Linked DNA regions of Homo sapiens: region 1 is linked to region 2. The links are chromatin contacts, found by Hi-C in ENCODE. All regions are on one chromosome and are shown on one strand. Each heading gives the region's core, a stretch centred on a gene start or an enhancer-like site at or near the end of the contact. The rest is flanking DNA. Distances are from core to core; before and after follow the strand shown. Region 1 holds the start of AK7 (adenylate kinase 7). Region 2 holds the start of LINC02292 (long intergenic non-protein coding RNA 2292).

Region 1 (2,700 bases), core at 24-2,523, 1.1 Mb after region 2:
TTTGGGAGGACGAGGCAGGAGAGTTTCTTGAGCTCCGGAGTTAGAGACTAGCCTGGGCAACAAACATAGTGAGACCCTGTCTCTATTAAAAATAATAAAAAGAACGAGAAGAAACCACGCACACACAATTGCTGCAAGTGTTAAATATTTGCATTTAAGGAGTTAATGCTTAAGGCATGAAAACAGTTCAATATGATCAGGCTATTCCAAGGGAACTGCGTATTCTTAGTCCACCACAACCTTTATGGTCCAGTGATCACCGAGGTGAATGTTATCTTTTAATTTGTGGATTTATCTCAGCAACTGCATGTATAATCTCTTGTGGAACGGTCAAGTCTAAATTTCTTCCCTTGGTGAATGTGAGCGAATCCCGGGCGCCTACGGGCTCTGGTCGCCCCCAGCCGACACCAGGGGTCTTCCCGGAACGTGCGTCTGGAAACAACCCCCAAGGGAGCTGAGCCGGCGGACCAAGCCGCACCTGCCGCAAGGCGGGACCACGCTAGCGTCGCTCGGGTGTTCGGGAGCCCGAAACTCCATGGCAACAGCTTTTCTTCGCAGCTGAGGCTTACGTCCCGTCGCCCCGGCCAGACCACCCCATGGGAGCGTGCTGAGTAACTCCCACGTGTCGGGGAGAGGCCTAGGCTGTGGGCCATTCCCTCTTCTTCAGAATTCTCATTATTTTTAGTCATCGGGTCAAGCGGACACAGGGATGTGTTTCCAGACTTTCCGAACAATGGAGATTAAAAAGGCACAGCAATCACATGGCCCCCCGGGACAGACGCCCAGGGAGCTTCGGAAAGAAACCATGCACTGCCCAAGGGCTCCCAGTGGGCAGCAAGCCAGGGTGAGACCCGGGCTGCACGCGCGGCGCCGCGGAAAGCACTCGCAGGGACATCCGCCTGGCGCCCAGCAGCCGACAGCGCGCGCAGTTGCGAGCCCTGAGCCCCGCTTCGCCCGGCGCGCCCCGCCCAGCCCACTGCACTACACACCCCGCCCTGCCCGGCATGCCCCGCCCAACCCCCCGGCACGACTCGCCCCGCCCTACCCGGCACGCCCCGCCCAGCGACCGGCACAGCCTGCCCCGTCCCGCCTGGCACGCCCTGATTAGCGCCGGGCACGACACGCACCGCCCCGCCCGGCACTCCCTGCTTCGCCCACGACACGCCCCTCCCCGCCCGGCAAACTGCCCGGAGCCAAGGCCCCGCCCCCAGAGAGAACCTGCCCCGCCTCCCTGGCCCGGGCCCCGCCTCCTTGGCAAGCGAGTGGCGCTTTCACCTTAGCAACCAGCGCGGCTCCCACCATGGCTGAAGAAGAGGAAACTGCTGCTCTCACGGAGAAGGTTATCCGGACCCAGAGGGTGTTTATAAACCTGTTGGATTCCTACAGCAGCGGAAACATCGGGAAGGTGAGCGGCGGCGGCGGCCCAGAGCCTCACGCCAGCTCTCAGCTCCCAGCCCTCGGCCCCCGGTCCGCAAACCCAGCGAGGGTCTGCGCCCCAGGGCGCTGTCGGGGCCTTTCCTCAGGGAGGGTCCCGCGTCCTGGGCACCACCAATGCCCCCTGGACCCCAGTCCGCACCCAGGCTGGTCAAGAGATTCTACATGGAAGCTCAGGTGTCTGGAAATCACTGGTCCATCCCCTGTTCCTCCTTTTAATGAGGGGAAACTGAGGCTAAGAGGCAGGGACTTGCCCAAGATCACATAGAGAGTTGAGGCCAGAACCTGGACAGAGACTCCAGGTCTCTTGCCCCCTCCTAGGTTCTCTTTCTACCCTTCCATCGATTTTGAAGCAGGCAGCTAAACGAGAAAATAAATCAATTTTTTTTTTTTGAGACGGAGCCTTGCTCTGTCGCCCAGGCTGGAGTGCAGTGGCGCGATCTCGGCTCACTGCAAGCTCCGCCTCCCGGGTTCACGCCATTCTCCTGCCTCAGCCTCCGAGTAGCTGGGACTACAGGCGCCCGACACCGCGCCCGGCTAATTTTTTGTATTTTTAGCAGAGACGGGGTTTCACTGTGTTAGCCAGGATGGTCTCGATCGATCTCCTGACCTCGTGACCCACCCGTCTCGGCCTCCCAAATTACAGGCCGAGTAAATCCAAAAGGGATTACAGGCGTGAGTAAATCAAATTTTTATATTGCCCATGAAGCGTTTTTCATTCATCCATCCCTTCAATATATGGTTTTTGAGCATCTATTATGGACCAGACACTGTTTGGGTCCCCGAGTTCCATTAAGTTTCCTCACCTTTCTGTGTCTTTATCCCTGGAAAATGAAGATATTCAGAAAAAGGGCTCTGGGGCCCTTCATGCTAATATGATCAGTTGTCAAAAGAAAGCCATGATTTTATCATTCCCTGTGGGTAGGACCCGTCCATCTGAATTCTGTCCTCTAGAGCTACAGAGAAATCTAATCTCACCCTGGACAGACTTCTCTGAGGCTAATGACTGCACTTTCGAACAGGACAAATCTGCTTAAAATAGGATGAGGCTACAGTACGTACAATCTGTATTAGTTTTCTAGGGCTGTGGTAACCAATTGCCACAAACTGGATGACCTTATAAAACAGAAATTATTCTCTCGCAGTTCTTGAGGGCAGAAGTCCAAGATCAAGGTGTCAGCAGGGTTGGTTTCTACTGGAAGCTCCAGGGGAAGAACTGTTGCTTGCCCCTCTCCTAGCTTCTGGTAGTTGCCAATAATTCTTGGC
Region 2 (2,700 bases), core at 170-2,669:
GGGAGGCCGAGGTGGGTGGATCATTTGAGGTCAGGAGTTTGAGACCAGCCTGGCCAACATGGCGAAAACCTGTCTTCTATTAAAAATACAAAAATTAGTTGGGCATCATGATGCAGGCCTGTAATCCCAGGCCTGAGGCAGGAGGCTGAGGCAGGAGGATCGTTTGAACCTGGGAGGTTGAGGTTGTAGTGAGCCGAGATCACGCCACTGTACTCTAGCCTGGGTGACAGAGCGTGACTCCGTCTTGAAAAAAGAAAAAAAAAAGTGTACAAATATATTCCTTGAAAGATGTGTTCAGGAGTATTCATGGCAGTGTTATTCTCCATAGCCAACACAGCCCAAAGATCCATCAGGAGGAGGATGGGTAAATAATGGAATACGATTTATCAAGAGGAAAAGGAGAGAACAACACGGATGAGTCTCACAACTCTAACATGGGGTGAAAGCAGCCAGATACAAAATAATGCACAATGCAGAGTCCAGTTGAAAAAACGCTACAAAAATAACACAATCTGTGATGAGAAAAGTCAGGATAGTGGTTAGCCTGGGAGGGAGGTGGGAAATGGAAGGAGCGTAAGGAGTGCCTCTGGGGTGCCGGTCATGCTTTGTTTCTCATATGGGTCTGGTCGTACAAGCGTGTTATTCTCTAGGGGGTAGTTTGCCAATTGTACATTTTCTGGCTGGATGTTCAATAAGGTGTTAAAAAAAAAAAAAGTGCTGTCCTATCTCCTTCCAAATGACTTTCCTACACACACCTTCGAAATTCCTCCACCGGGAATTTACTGCTTTCTCTTAGTCTTCTTCTGGTTATTCAGATCCAGCTCAGCCCTCCCCTCCTCGGGGAGCCCTTCCTCTGTTGCATCAGTTAGTCTTGGCTGTGGGGCGATCATACCTACAAGCAAAGCACAGTGACTCAAAGCAGTCTCATTAATTAGCTCATGATTCTAAGGCTGGCAATTTGGGCAGTTCTTATGCTGCTGGGGAGGATAATGTGGACCAGTTTTGAGAAAGCAAGACACGAAGAAAGAGAATCCTGGTTCAGTGCCCATCTGGAAAGCTTCATTCATGCTGATCTGATTTAGTGCGTCGTTAAATTGTGTTTTATAAATGCATAAACACAGAATTGATAAGATTTGTTCTATAATCCCCGCTGAACACACATGTCAGTTACTGGGCTGGGAGCTGGGGACAGATTGATGGATAAGATTAATGCAGGAGGTGGGTATGGGTTCATTTGTTCCTTTTTTTATTCCTTTATTTGTTCATTCATTTCACCAGCCAACTTTAATGGAGGACCTAGCAAGTGCCAGGCAGCATTCTGAGCCCTGGAATCCGGTGATGAACATGACAGACAAGATTCCTGCCCCCAAGGAGCTGCACCTTAATAAGTCCCGCAATGAAGGAGACAGAACATAAACAGAGGAAAATACACAAGATGCCAGCTTGTGAGAAGTGCTAGCAAAAAAAGACACAAGTATGTCCAGAGAGTCTGAGGTGTATACAGGTATACAGAGTTCAATTCTTCTGGGGCAGATGGCAGGAAAACGTTCTAAAAATAAGTACCATGTTTTTAGTAGAAGCCATGTCAGAGGCTTGATGTGCATTTTTTCTAACTTGTACAACAAACCATGAGGTAAACAACATTTTCCTACTTTGTAGATGGGGAAACTGATGTTGAGAGAAGTTGAGTCACTTGTCCAAGGTCACACAGCAGGGTGAGGGTGGCCTCACACTGGTGTGTCCCAAAGGGCATCTGGTGTCCAGTGTTGTTCTCTTGGTAGAGGTGATGAGGCCTAATGAAGCCAAGAAAGATAAGTGGATGTTTTCCTGGTGGGCAATGGTCAAGGGAAGTGAAGGGAGCCCGGTGAGCAAAGCTGCTGTGTGTGAAACTGCCTGGTGTGGTCCAGGAGCTCAGTGTAGCCTGGGCCAAGCATATGAGCTGGGAGGGAAGGGTGGAGGGCCGGATCCAGAGGGAGAGTGGGTTCTTGGTTATGGAGCCACGGCAGGTGCGAGGCTGGGGAGGGACACTGGTAGGCTCCCGTTGAAACTCAGCCATCTAGAGCCCATTTTCCCGTAGGCCTCCAGCTCCTCAGCTGCAGGAAGGAGGCTGTATGGAGTTCAGAGCACAGGCTCTTCAATCGGACGGCACAGCCTGGATACGTGGTGGGCTTAGCAATTTGCTCTTGTGAGATACAATGCGATTTCTCAGTAAATTCTGCATCTCAGCTTTGGCTTCATCTGTGTCTGAGTCTCCATCTCATGCAGCTAGCTTATCATAGATCAGTACATTCACAGCATTTATTCGATCCTTTACAAAAACAACAGCCCGGGTTCAAATCCCAGCTCCACCACTTCCTCCCTGTGAGGCCCTGGGGAAGTAACATATCCACTCGGTACCTCTTGTAAAATGGAGGTGGCAGTGACTTTTATTTTTTATTTATTTATTTTTAGACAGAGTTTCACTCTGTCACTCAGGCTGGAGTGCAGTGGTATGATCTCAGCTCACTGCAACCTCCACCTCCCGAGTTCAAGTGATTCTCATGACTCAGCCTCCTGAGTAGCTGGGATCACAGGCATGTGCTACCACACCTGGCTAATTGTTTGTATTTTTAGTGGCAACGGGGTTTCGCCATGTTGGCTAGGCTGGTCTCGAACTCCTGTCCTTAAGCAATCTTCTTGCCTTGGCCTCCCAAAGTGCTG

The links. A loop is a pair of places that touch in the nucleus more often than their neighbours do. Pooled maps may share reads with other maps.
Region 1: a map with no recorded cell type shows a loop between it and region 2 (5-fold over the local background). The contact joins the promoter of AK7 here to the promoter of LINC02292 in region 2. A Hi-C loop is called at or near these places in 2 of 37 single-sample maps with no recorded cell type and 6 of 50 pooled maps.

The regions. Positions count from the first base shown.
Region 1 is chr14:96,390,855-96,393,554 of GRCh38, forward strand. AK7 (adenylate kinase 7) reads left to right here and starts at 1,274. Exons shown (of 18, transcript NM_152327.5): 1 at 1,274-1,405. The coding sequence starts at 1,301. RefSeq lists a silencer at 834-1,343.
Region 2 is chr14:95,328,165-95,330,864 of GRCh38, forward strand. LINC02292 (long intergenic non-protein coding RNA 2292) reads left to right here and starts at 1,420. Exons shown (of 3, transcript NR_110127.1): 1 at 1,420-1,504. It overlaps LOC105370637 (a long non-coding RNA gene), which reads right to left and starts at 708. Exons shown (of 2, transcript XR_944171.3): 1 at 1-708.